Regions from separate parts of the Homo sapiens genome. Here region 1 is linked to region 2. Evidence: chromatin contacts called from ENCODE Hi-C data. All regions are on one chromosome and are shown on one strand. Each heading gives the region's core, a stretch centred on a gene start or an enhancer-like site at or near the end of the contact. The rest is flanking DNA. Distances are from core to core; before and after follow the strand shown.

Region 1 (7,076 bases), core at 3,284-5,783, 3.2 Mb before region 2:
CAGACTCATCAGGGGCAGATGGAAAAATACCAGGATTGAGCCTCTCAGAAGTGATGCTTGAATCCAGTCTTCAAAGATGAGGACTCCGGCAGGTGACGTGGCAATAGCGTTTTGGAGGGACCAGTCCAGATACACAGGCATGGAGCCATGCATTTGTTCCAGAAAGTGTATTTGGATGGAACCGGAACATGGAACAGGACACACAGCAGGATGCGGAGCAGTGTCAGATGAGGCCAGAAAGGTGGGTGGGACTGGTCTTCAGGGGCTCCAGATGAGGCTGAGGGGCTGGGCCTAGGTCCTGGAGTGGGGTCAGCTCTGGGACCCTTCTGGGGCTGTGTGGGGAAGGGGCTGGGGGCCAAGAGGTCCAGGAGGAGGCTGGCGATGAGATGGCTGGAAGCCAGGGGTTCAGGGAGGCCCAGGCTCCTGGTATCAGGGTTCACCGGCTATACTGAGGATCCCCTGCCCCTGGCACCCAGCTGTGGAGGGGACACTGTCTTTGAGGCATCACTGGTTCCACAAAAGGTAGGGGAAGGTCTTGAGGGACCACCCCATGCCCTCATTAATCAACCAGAAGCTTGGCCCGGAGCAGCAGCGGGGATTCCAGTAGCTGTGGGCATACAGGATGCTAGGGCGGCCACAACCCAGGCAGCTGAGGCCGAGCCACCTAGGAACGCAGGCTCAGAGCAGACCCTCTTGGGACAGACGGAGAAGGGGAGGGGGCGGGCTTCTCTAAGTTAAGCCGATCACTGAGCACCTCACTGGACACGAGAGAAGGCAAGCCCCTCGGAGGACAGAAGGGAAGAGCCACAGACTTGGAGGCTGTGAAAGTGGAGACAGGTGGACCTGGGGTGGCAGCAATGCGTGAAATGCCAGGCCGTGCCCCCGCCCCAGGAGCCCAACATGACACCAGCCCCCAGGGAAGCTGACTGTGCCACTTCATCCAGCGCCCATCAGTCGCCTTGGAGCATCAGGAATCCTGAGGGCTGGGGTCCCGGAGGATCACAGATGCTGGGGCACCTCAACCTCAGGGAGCCGCTCGAGAAGTTTCTTTTCTGAAGTGTCCACCTCCTTCTGGTCACCGGCTGGAGCTGGGACAGGTACATCGTCTGGAAATGGAGGGAGGGAATGGTGGCACAGGACATCCGAACCCCTCCTCCCCCAGGACCCCAGAGGCCCAGCCCCTCCTCCCTCACACCCAGGGGTCCAGCCCCCAGCCCCTCCTCCCTCACACCCAGGGGTCCAGCCCCCAGCCCCTCCTCACTCACACCCAGGGGTCCCAGCCCCTCCTCCCTCACACCCAGGGGTCCCAGCCCCCAGCCCCTCCTCCCTCAGACCCAGGAGTCCGGACCCCCAGTCCCTCTTCCCTCAGATCTGGGAGTCTGGGCCCCCAGTCCCTCTTCCCTCAGATCTGGGAGTCCAGGCCCAGCCCCTCCAACCTCAGACCCAGGGGTCCAGCCCTGCAGCCCCTCCTCCCTGGACTAGGGCCAGCACCTGTGTCTGGGTGGAACTTGAGCTGCCCCTCAGGGTGGGCAGCCGGGGCCTTGTGGCCTTGCTGCTGCTGCTGCTGCTGCTTCCGCTGCTCCATGTGCAGCACAGCCTGTGGGAGGTGGGGGGTCACACAGACAAGAGGGTGTGATGCTGGCATTGCAAGTGCTCAGGCCTCAGTCCCCAAACGGAGACTTCACAGCAGCCTGCTAAGTGGTCACGGCCAACCCCTTCTCCGTGGGCCTCAGTTTCTCTCTTTCATTGACAGTCGGGCTTAATAATAGTCAAGGATCCAGTTCTCCCTCCAGTCACAGCTTGGGTCTTGCTTTGGGACAGGGAAACCCTCACCCATCCCTGGCTGAGTCTGCCTTTCTCCCCCTCCTGGGCCTTTCCCTCCTCACTTACAGCCTTAATGCCCTTATCTCACATGGCAGCCACAGAGCCGTCAGAGACGGGAAAACGTCTGCCCTTACTCAAGATGGCGGTGAATACTTGAGGCTCCCCCAGTGATTAACATGGTGGCCACAGGCCTTCCCAGCTTCTGGACACCCATGGGGACACGGACACGGGCAGCCAGAGATTCAGTGGATGGAAGCAGCTTCCCCCGCTGTCACCTGCTGCAGCTCTCTCTTCTGGGCCTCCAGGCGGCCCTGGGACCGCCCTAGAGCCTCTGTCTCCTGGCTGAGGCGCTGGGCCTTGGCATTCAGCTCTGCCTCCCGGGCAGCCAGCTCCTCTTCAAAGCGCCTCAGCTCTTCCTCGGTGTAGGCAGGGTGCATCTCCACTGTCTGCAGGGCAGGCACAGGGGCCATCAGGGGCACAGGTCCAACCTCGGCCCACCCATGTTGGAGAGGGTTGTGCCAATGGGGGAGGTGTAGAGGAGGCTGGGAGGCCAGGGCCATGTGGGTGGGCAAAGAAGCCCAAGTGGGAGGTGGGAGTGGGATAAAGACCGAGAGACAAGGCCGGGCACCATGGCTCCCACCTGTAATCCCAGGACTTTGGGAGGCGAAAGTGGGAAGGATCACTTGACGCCAGGAGTTCAAGGTCAGCCTGGGCAACGGAGCGAGACCCTGTCTCTACAGAAAATTGGCTGGGCATCTTGAAAAATATATAGAAATAGGCCAGGCACCATGGCTCACACCTGTAATCCCAGCACTTTCGGAGGCCGAGGTGGGTGGCTCACCTGAGGTCAGTAGTTTGAGATGAGCCTGACCAACATGGAGAAACCCCGTCTCTACTAAAAATACAAAATGAGCAGGGCATGGTGGTACATGCATATAATCCCAGCTACTCAGGAGGCTGAGGCAGGAGAATTGCTTGAACCTGGGAGGTGGAGGTTGCAATGAGCTGAGAATGCACCATTGCACTACAGCCTGGGCAACAAGAGCAAAACTCTGTATTGAAAAATAAACAAACAAATAAATAAATAAATAAAACAGAGACCTAGATTAGCTGGGCATGGTGGTATGTGCCTGTAGTCCCAGTTACTCAGGAGGCTAAGGAAGGAGGATCACCTGAGCCCAGGAATTCAAGGCTGCAGTGAACTATGATTACACCACTGCACTCCAGCCTGGGTGACAGGAGACCCTGTCTCAAAAAATATTAATAAATAAATAAAAGAATGAGCTAGATTAGCTAGGCATGCTGGCATGTGCCTGTAGTCCCAGCTAATAGGGAGGCTCAGGCAGGAGGATCACTTGAGGACAGGAGTTTGAGGCTGCAGTGGGCCATGATAACACCCCTGCACTCCAGCCTGGGTAATCCCAGCACTTTGGGAGGCTGAGAAGGGTGGATAGCTTGAGTCCAGGAGTTTCAGAGCAGCCTGGCCAACATGCAAAACCCTGTCTCTACCAAAAAATACAAAAATTAGCTAGGTGTGGTGCGGTGGTGCATGCCTGTAATCCCACCACTTAGGGAGGCCAGGTCAGGTGGATCGCTTGAGTCCAGCAGTTCTAGAGCAGCCTGGCCGATATGGCAAAACCCCATCTCTACAAAAAATACAAAAATTAGCCAGGCATGGTGGCTCACGCCTGTAATCCCAGCTACTCATGAGGCTGAGATGGGAGGATCGCTTGAATCCAAGAGGCGGAGGTTGCAGTGAGCCGAGATCCCACCACTGGGCTCCAGCCTACGCGACAGAGCAAGACCCTGTTTCAGAAAAAAAAAAAAAAAAAAAAAAATCACACCTCTAATCCCAGCACTTTGGGAGGCCAAGGTGGGTGGATAACCTGAGGTCAGGAGTTTGAGACCAGCCTGGCCAACATGGTGAAATCCTGCCTCTACTAAAAATACAAAAATCAGCTGGGTGTGGTGGCACGCACCTATAATCCCAGCTACTCAAGAGGATGAGCCAGGAGAATTGCTTGAACCTGGGAGGTGGAGGCTGCAGTGAGCCGAGATCGTGCCACTGCACTGCAGCCTGGGCGATGGAGTGAGACTCCGTCTCAGAATAAATAAATAAATAAATAAATAAATAAATAAATAAATAAGAGTCCTAGAGACAGGGGAAAACAGAGACCCAGAGATAGAGATGCAGTGACCCAGGAGAATGGACGGGGACCCAGAGAGAAAGAGAAGGGGCCTAAGATTCTGAAAGAAAGGTCATGGCTAGAAGAGAGAGAGGTTCAGGACCCCGAGTATCCCCCATGTTCTCACCTCCCAGCCCTCCCCGGTGTCCCCAAACTCCTTCCTCTGAGTGGATGCGAGGAACTCCTCCAGGGTCACGAGGCGGTCCTGGTTGGTGTCCACCTGGGGAGCCAGATAAGGGTGAGTGACAGAGCTGGGGGCCCGTCCTCTCCCCCGCCTGGCCCCCACCTCACATTCTTCATCACATGCTCCCGCATGCGCAGTCGCTCCTCCTCCATCTCCCGCATGTCGTCCTCCTCATTCTTTGGGTCGTACACTTTCTCCAGCTGCAGGAGCAAGCGAGAGGCAGACAGCATTGAGAGGTCCCCAGCGAGCTCATTCCCGACAACTTCAACTCCCAGCAGTCCTTTGGGCACGCTACCACTCCTGGGAGCCGTTTTTGCCCCAGGGGCTGATGGGAGTTGTAGTTTTCACTGAGCTCCCATCCAGGGGGATTTAAGGGGACTGCAGGAGGAAACAAGTGGCTGATTTGGGCGTCCCTCCAGGTGCCCGAGGCTTCCAAGATGCTCACCTCCTTGGTGAAGAGTGCCTCCAGCTCCTGCTCATCCAGGACACCATCACTGTTGATATCTGAAGGGAAGAGGATAGCAAGGTATCTCAGGGGACCGAGGACGGGATGTGTAAGGTCCCTGGTGAAGAAATTTTGGGCTGATGTGGGGTCTGTTATCAGAGGACAGGTAACTACGGGTCTCCCGCGGTGGAACGGTGGCCCCCAGGCTTTAGTACCCCACTAGACCCGTTGCTAGGGCCACTGCCTAGCGACCAGGGGGTTGAGAATGGAATAGATCAAAGGGAGGGTTCGAGGAAACATGCTTGGGTCACTGTCATGCAGGATTCTCTGGCCCTGGCATTCAGTGCTCTGGACACAGAGTCAGCTCCAGGGTTATCAGGGACCTCTGCCTCCCAGACAACCAGGCCAGTGCCGACTCCAGTTGTGAGGGGAGCCTCTCCTACCAACGTAGACCCCACAGCTGCAGGGCTTCAGGCTCGGTCAGCCACACTTCCTGTCCTCACCACCGGCCCTCCTTCCTCGGCTCCCTCAGACAAGCACAACCTTCCTCCTGAGGAGGAGGCCAGGAACCCTCATCTTGCAAATCCAGTGGTTAATTTCCACCTGCATCTGACTTGACTTTCTGCCCTTGGCTTCCAGAACATGATTCTGTCCTCTCTGGCTGCCCCTCCACCTCCTTTGACGGCTCCATCCTCTTCCTGACCTCCACATGCTAGTGTGGCCCAGGGCTCAGGCCTGGGGGTCTCTTCTCTGCCTAAACTCTGGATCTGCGCTGTCCAGTACAGTAGCCGCTAGCCACATGGGCTGTTTAAATGTAAATTGATTAAGATTAAAGAAAATGTAGGGGCCAAATTTAGGGGCTCATGCCTGTAATCCCAGTACTTTGGAAGGCTAAGGCAAGATCATTTGAGCACATTAAGTTCGAGACCAGCTTAGAAAAGATGGCTAGACCCCGTCTCTACAAAAAAAAAAAAAAAAGTAAAAAATTGGGCCGGGTGCGGTGGCTCACGCCTGTAATCCCAGCACTTTGGGAGGCCGAGGCAGGAGGATCACCTGAAGTCAGGAGTTCAAGACCAGCCTGGCCAGCATAGTAAAACCCCGTCTCTACAAAAATACAAAAATTAGCCAGGCATAATGCCAAGTGCCTGTAACCCCAGCTACTCAGGAGGCTGAGGCAGGAGAATAGCTTGAACCTGGGAGGCGGGGGTTGCAGTGTGCCAAGATCATGCCATTGCACTCCAGCCTGGGCAACAGAGCAAGACTCTGCCTCAAAAAGAAAAAAAAAATTTAAAAATTGGCTGGGCATGGTGGTGTGCACCTATGATCCCAGCTACTCTAAGGGTTGAGGTGGAAGAATCACTTGAGCCCAGGAGGTCTGGGTTGCAGTGAGCCATGATCACGCCACTGCACTCCAGCCTGGGTGACAAAGGGAAGCCCCATCTCTAAAAATAAAAAAAATGAAAAATAAAAAAAGGTATAGGGAGTTGCTCTGAACCTATTCTGGTCTGTAGGGACTGCCTGATTAAAAAGATTAAATAAGGTTTTTATTTTTTTATTTTTTAGAGACAGGGTCTCACTCTGTCACCCAGGCTGGAGTGCAATGGTGTGATCGTAGCTCACTGAAGCCTTGAACTCCTCGGCTCAAGTGATCCTCCCACCTCAGCCTCCCAAGTAGCTGGGACTACAGATGCACGCCACCACACCCAGCTAATTTTTGTATTTGTTTTCATAGAGATGGGGTTTTGCCATGTTGCCCAGGCTGGTCTTGAACTCCTGGTCTCAAGGGATCCAGCCGCCTTGGCTTCGCAAAGTGCTGGGATTATAGGGGTAAGCCACTGCGCCGGGCCTATTTATTTGTTTATTTATTTTTGAGACAGAGTCTCGCTCTGTTGCCAGGCTGGAGTGCAGTGGCATGATCTCAGCTCACTGCAACCTCCACCTCCAGGGTTTAAGTGATTCTCCTGCCTCAGCCTCCTGAGTAGCTGGGACTGCAGGTGCGTGCCACCATGCCCAGATAATTTTTGTATTTTTAGTAGAGACGGGGTTTCACTATGTTGGCCAGGATGGTCTCGATCTCTTGAGCTCCTGATCTGCCTGCCTTGGCCTCCGAAAGTGCTGGGACTACAGGCGTGAGCCACTGAGCCCAGCCTATTTTCTATTTTTTAGAGACAGGGTTTCACTCTGTTGCCCAGGCTGGAGGGCACTGGTATGATCATAGCTCACTGCAGCCTTGAATTCCTGGACTCAAGTGATCCTCCCACCTCTGCCTCCCAAGGAGCTGGGACTACAGATGCACGCCACCACACCCAGCTAATTTTTGTATTTTATTTGTAGAGATGGGTTTGTGCCATGTTGCCCAGGCTGGCCTTGAACTCCTGGACTCAAGGGATCCACCCACCTCGGCCTCCCAAAGTGCTGGGATTACAGGCGTGAGCCA
Region 2 (6,217 bases), core at 1-2,500:
GGGGACGGACACACACAAGGGGACAGAGACCCGAGTGGAGAGCTGGATCTCGCCTTCCCGGCGTGGGGCGCAGGGTCGGCCAGAAAGAAGATCGAGAAGAGCGGGGAGTGGGGGCGAAAAGGGGGGACAGGTGGGGGAGGAGGCTGGGGAAAGCCCGAGGGAGGAAGAGAGGGAGGGAGGAACTTCCCAAAGTTGCAAAACATGGCTACCTTGCCTGCGGAGCCGAGCGCGGGGCCGGCGGCTGGGGGGGAGGCGGTGGCGGCGGCGGCGGCGACCGAAGAGGAGGAGGAGGAAGCGCGCCAGCTCTTGCAGACTTTGCAGGCGGCCGAGGGTGAGGCGGCGGCGGCGGCCGGGGCCGGGGCGGGCGCAGCGGCTGCGGGAGCTGAGGGCCCGGGATCCCCGGGCGTCCCCGGGTCGCCCCCCGAGGCCGCTTCCGAACCGCCCACGGGCCTCCGCTTCTCGCCCGAGCAGGTGGCGTGCGTCTGCGAGGCGCTGCTCCAGGCGGGCCACGCCGGCCGCTTGAGCCGCTTCCTGGGCGCACTGCCCCCGGCCGAGCGCCTACGTGGCAGCGACCCGGTGTTGCGCGCGCGGGCCCTGGTGGCCTTCCAGCGGGGCGAGTACGCCGAGCTCTACCGGCTACTCGAGAGCCGCCCCTTCCCCGCCGCCCACCACGCCTTCCTGCAGGACCTCTACCTGCGCGCGCGCTACCATGAGGCCGAGCGGGCCCGCGGCCGCGCGCTTGGCGCAGTGGACAAGTATCGACTGCGCAAGAAGTTCCCGCTGCCCAAGACCATCTGGGACGGCGAGGAGACAGTCTACTGCTTCAAGGAGCGCTCCCGCGCAGCGCTCAAGGCCTGCTACCGCGGCAACCGCTACCCCACGCCGGACGAGAAGCGCCGCCTGGCCACACTCACCGGCCTGTCGCTCACGCAGGTCAGCAACTGGTTCAAGAACCGGCGACAGCGCGACCGGACCGGGGCCGGAGGCGGCGCGCCCTGCAAGAGGTGAGGGGCCTCGGGCGGCGCAAGTCCAGCTCTCCCGGGGACATCCCGTCCACCAGCCCTCTTCCCCCGTGCCCACTGCTGGGGCCGGCGCGCCGAGGTCCTCGGACATCTCCCGGGACCAGCTCACAATCTCAGGCGCCCGCGGGGCGCGGGGACTAAGTGTGGACGGGACAGGCACCCGCCCGGGCCCTCTCCCCGCACGCGTCTCCTCTTCCAGCGGCTCCATTCCGAGCTCCTTCCCAAATCCCATCGGTGTTGGGGAATCACACTGCGGGGGGCACTAGAGGGACTGAGGAAAAAGGACAGGGCCTGTGGCCACTCCACTCCGCGTAGGGGCTGCCTCCCAGCCCCCTTTCTTCACTGACCGTTACTCTTACCCACCCGCCCCCACACTCCCTCCGGGCCCGGACGGCGTGGTCCGTCTTCTGCCTTTGTTGTGAAACGTGAACCTTTCCCAGCTCCGGTTTCCCTGTAACCCAAACCCTTCTCCTCCCACCCTGAGCGCCGGCCTCTCCCTTCTCTGACGCCCCGCGGGGAGGGCACCGGGAACTGGGCTGGCGGCTGCTGCTCCCTCTCTCCAGGCCACTCGCCCGCTTTCCGCCCAACCAAGGAACTTTTAGGGCAACCTGGGAGCTCAGCCTCTGGGGACCCGAGGCCGAGGTGGGGGAGAGCAAGGGCCTCTTCCCTCCCCAGCGCTTCTCTGCAGTGGTGTCCACGCAGGGCTTGCAAAAGGCCCTGGAGTTTGGAGTGGTCTCAGAGAGGCGTCATAACCCCTGGAATGATCCACCGAAACTTGGGCCAGGGAAAGGTGGGGGAGCAGCTGGCTGGCTATGCGGGAGGCCCCACAGGCTAAGGGACCCCAGCTGACAGCCATTTCTCCGGCCAGCGAGTCTGATGGGAATCCCACGACTGAGGACGAGTCCAGCCGAAGTCCTGAGGACCTGGAGAGAGGGGCGGCCCCAGTGTCCGCCGAGGCCGCTGCCCAGGGCTCCATATTCCTGGCAGGGACCGGCCCTCCCGCGCCTTGCCCGGCTTCCTCCTCCATCCTGGTGAACGGGAGCTTCCTGGCAGCCAGCGGCTCCCCAGCAGTGCTCCTCAACGGGGGCCCCGTCATCATCAACGGCCTGGCCCTGGGCGAGGCCTCCAGCCTGGGCCCGCTGCTGCTCACTGGGGGCGGGGGTGCCCCTCCACCGCAGCCCAGCCCTCAGGGGGCCAGCGAGACCAAGACCTCTCTGGTCCTGGACCCTCAGACAGGGGAGGTGCGGCTGGAGGAGGCTCAGTCGGAGGCCCCTGAGACCAAAGGGGCCCAGGTGGCTGCTCCGGGACCAGCCCTTGGAGAGGAGGTCCTGGGGCCCCTGGCCCAAGTGGTGCCTGGCCCCCCGACGGCTGCCACCTTTCCTCTGCCCCCGGGGCCAGTGCCTGCTGTGGCTGCCCCACAAGTGGTACCGCTCTCCCCACCCCCGGGGTATCCCACGGGCCTGAGCCCCACCTCCCCACTATTGAACCTGCCCCAGGTAGTACCCACCTCACAGGTGGTGACCCTGCCCCAGGCTGTGGGGCCCCTGCAGCTGTTGGCAGCCGGGCCAGGCAGCCCTGTGAAGGTGGCAGCTGCAGCAGGCCCTGCCAATGTGCACCTCATCAACTCCGGGGTGGGCGTGACTGCCCTGCAGCTGCCTTCGGCCACTGCCCCAGGTACCCCCATCTCCCTCCCTCAGGCCTAGGTGAGAGCCGGGGAGGGGTGCAGTCATCTCGGAGAGGGAGGGGCTGTCCCTGGGCTCCTGGAGGGCATCTCATCCCTGGCAAGTCCCAGTGCCCCAAGGCCCACCACAAGGCTCCCTCCGCCCGCCCTCCAGCTGCACAGTCTCCACTTCTCTCTGGCTTGGCCTGCTCTCCTGGCTCTCACCTGCGCTCGGTCCCTCTCTCCCCACAGGAAACTTCCTCCTGGCCAACCCTGTGTCTGGCAGCCCCATCGTGACGGGTGTGGCCCTGCAGCAGGGCAAGATCATCCTCACCGCCACCTTCCCCACCAGCATGCTCGTCTCCCAGGTCCTGCCGCCAGCCCCCGGCCTGGCCCTGCCACTGAAGCCAGAGACGGCCATCTCCGTGCCTGAGGGAGGCCTCCCGGTGGCCCCCAGCCCTGCTCTCCCAGAGGCTCACGCCCTAGGCACCCTTTCTGCACAGCAGCCACCCCCCGCCGCTGCCACCACCTCCAGCACCAGCCTGCCCTTCTCCCCTGACTCCCCTGGCCTCCTGCCCAACTTCCCGGCGCCCCCACCAGAGGGGCTGATGTTGTCACCCGCGGCCGTGCCTGTCTGGTCAGCAGGGCTGGAACTAAGCGCAGGAACAGAGGGGCTGCTGGAAGCGGAAAAGGGGCTGGGGACACAGGCCCCCCACACCGTGCTGAGGCTGCCAGACCCCGACCCTGAGGGGCTGCTCCTGGGGGCCACCGCAGGGGGTGAGGTTGACGAGGGGTTGGAAGCTGAGGCCAAGGTTCTGACCCAGCTCCAGTCGGTGCCTGTGGAGGAGCCCTTGGAACTGTGACCCAGTGTGGCCCCGTGGCCTCTCCCGACATTGGTGCTGAAGACGCAGGGACAGGAATGGGAGGGGGGAGCCCCAGAAATGCGGTTGCTGAAGACCCCAGTCACCACATCCTTCTGCCTGGGTGGCCTCTCCAAGCCCTGGTGGTGCTGGGGGTTGTATCCCCGGCCACCTCCTGTCCAGGTCTCCATCCCCCTTTGGATGGGAGGCCTCTCTGTTACAGCCCTCCCCATGCTGTGCCCTGCCATATACGTGGGGGACTCAGGGTCCTGACTCAGGGGCCCTGCCCCCTCCACTTGGTACTAGCTGTAAGCGGAACACCCTGCCCCAGGGCCGGACTTCCAGCCCCCAGAGCCCTCTCCCTGTCACTCCCTGAAACACTATTAATAGCTCTGCCGATAGCTGGTGTTGTCACAACTGCCTGGAATCCGAAGGTGGAGGACAGGCAGCCCCGCGCCCCTGAGACTGGAGACCCTCCCCAGTGTGGCATTTCCTGCCAGGGGCGGGGGGTGGGGCAGCTGTGGGGAGACGGGGGTCTTCCTTCACCAGCTCCCCTCGACTCAAGCCCTTGTCCTCATTATCCGGCCCAGACCAAAGATTCCCTCATCCCTGGGGGCAGCCCTGCCGCTGTGTCTCCTTTGTATCCTAAATCTTTATTTTTCTAGGACATGTTATGCCTCCATTTTCAATTAAAATAAAGTTATCGGATTACACCACCACCAGGGGTCTGGGGTGCCTTCCAGTGTCTGTCCAAAGCAGCGCTGAACACAGAGCCCACCTCGAGACCTGGCCTTCCCATTGCTGCCTCCCGAGGGGAAGAGGGGTTTGCATTCAGATGCACAGAGTGGCTGGGGAGGGGGTGGCACTGAGGCCTCTTGCAAGCCACAGGCCTCCAGATGAGGGTGGACGGAGCACCCCAGTGGGGCAGCAGGGGGACGCAGGAGGGCCTGCCCTTGTCTCTCTTGCTGGTAACAAAGGTTCCACTTGCTTTATTTTATTTAAAACAATAAATAGTCTAAAAATAGAACAGGAGAGGGAGGAGTAGGGTGAGGTGAGCATGAACAGGGTTGCAACCGAGTGGCTCTGGGGTGGGGAAGGGAAGGGGAGAGGGGTGGGTAAACTTCACCTTCCGACACCCCGCATTTCATTTTGGGTTTCCTTCCTAAGCCTGGGGGAGAATCAAGGCAGCTGTGGGTGACTCTGGTGCTCCAGGCAAATGTGCCCAGCGGTTGGGGCTAATCAGTGCCCCCCTCCCCAGTCCCATGGGACCTGCATTCTCAGGGGCTGGAGGCCCAGGAGGGACAAGTTCATCGATGGGTCCTGGCTTCCAGCAAGAGCCGCGGTTGCCATGAGGGGTGAGGGGAGCGAGGCGAGGGGCCGCCCTCTCACTGGAGGTGCGGGGGCAGCGGCAAGGCCTTCTCGGCCAGCAGCTGGTAGAAGGGCTTTGGCGTCTCCCAGTCCTCAGCCTCGCTGCTGGAGCCGTCCTGCTTCACGATGCGGTTGTGCTGGCGGCTGAACCTGCGAGCCTTGGTGCTGGGGAGACGGTGGCAGGATGGCCTGGCTTCCTCACTCGCCTCCCGGGCATCCCTGTACCACTCCCAATCCTGTGTCCCCGCAGGGGCCTGGGCCACCGTTTTAGCCTCTATTGGGCGAGCCTTGGGTCCACCAAGTCCCAGTCAGTAAGATGGGACTCGGCCAAGGGCTCTGGGATGTGTTCAAAGTCAGGAGCCAGGGCAGGTGGCAGCTCCTTGAAGGTGGAGGGGACAGGATTCGGGGGAGTCGAGGTGGCCAAGCGACAGGAAAATCAGACCACGCCCCGAGAAAGTCGTGTGGCAGAGACAGCAAAAGAATTGAGGCAGGGGTCCATGTCTGGGCTCAGCTGTTCCCCAGCTTAGCTGTGGTGGGGTACCCCTACACCTGTGTCACCCCCAAGGGTTTCATAAGAAGGGGCAACACGCAAATTCCTCGGCCCAGTCTCCCATGCCATGACACCCAAGGCTCCAGAGACAGAGCAGGGTTCCGGGGTAGGGAGGCTCTTCCACCCCCCACCCACACCTCGGGGCCGGAGCCTCTCACCAGTATGGCCTCCGCTCCTGCTGGGTCATCACCCGCCACAGCTGGGCCAGCTCCTTGGTGGCAGCTGTGGAAGCGGTTCCAGGGCAGGATCTGGGACAGGAAGGAGGAGGAGGTAAGGAGAGGTCTGCAGGACACCCTGACTGAGAACTCAGACCCTTCCTAGCCTTGTGGGTCTACAAGGCCTCCAAGACCACCCTCTGGAGCTGAGGAGGCAGAGGGAGCTGGACTCAGCGGCTGTTCACAAGGGGGCACCTGGTGTCCCAGGAGAGTGCAGGGGACCTGTGGGCACCGCTCCTGGCCCCCACATCTGGATCTTCCTGTAAAGGAACTAGCTGTTTTCCACTGTGGCTTGGGGGGGGCCTCCCCATCCCCTGGCTCCAGGCCTGGCAGTGACTGGTTCAGGGTTGGCACCGGATCTACCAAAGTCAGTCCCAAGGACTTTGCTTAAAACCTTAGAGACCTCTCCTCCTCCCGGGGTCGCTTGGGTGGGGGACAGGACCCGAGCCTGTGCCTCCTGGGGTGACCCCACCTGCCAGAGAATGAAGCCAGCCCGGAAGACAGAGGAACTGGGTGAAAAGGACAAAGATTCCAGACAGCCT

Evidence for each region. A loop is a pair of places that touch in the nucleus more often than their neighbours do.
Region 1: a map of sciatic nerve shows a loop between it and region 2 (8-fold over the local background). The contact joins the promoter of NUCB1-AS1 here to the promoter of DM1-AS in region 2. A Hi-C loop is called at or near these places in 2 of 168 maps with a recorded cell type or tissue (posterior vena cava and sciatic nerve).

The regions. Positions count from the first base shown.
Region 1 is chr19:48,916,348-48,923,423 of GRCh38, reverse strand. NUCB1-AS1 (NUCB1 antisense RNA 1) reads left to right here and starts at 4,533. Exons shown (of 2, transcript NR_046633.1): 1 at 4,533-4,720. NUCB1 (nucleobindin 1) reads right to left here. Exons shown (of 13, transcript NM_006184.6): 8 at 4,640-4,698; 9 at 4,302-4,394; 10 at 4,138-4,230; 11 at 2,100-2,270; 12 at 1,492-1,597; 13 at 52-1,106. The coding sequence ends at 1,000. RefSeq lists enhancers at 189-688, 3,835-4,334.
Region 2 is chr19:45,762,829-45,769,045 of GRCh38, reverse strand. DM1-AS (DM1 locus antisense RNA) reads right to left here and starts at 1,250. Exons shown (of 2, transcript NR_147193.1): 1 at 915-1,250. SIX5 (SIX homeobox 5) reads left to right here. Exons shown (of 3, transcript NM_175875.5): 1 at 1-1,004; 2 at 1,891-2,696; 3 at 2,935-4,261. The coding sequence starts at 202. The coding sequence ends at 3,545. MEIOSIN (meiosis initiator) reads right to left here. Exons shown (of 15, transcript NM_001310124.2): 14 at 5,619-5,708; 15 at 4,505-5,075. The coding sequence ends at 4,928. RefSeq lists silencers at 275-494, 945-1,074 and enhancers at 816-1,375, 1,440-2,075, 4,950-5,504.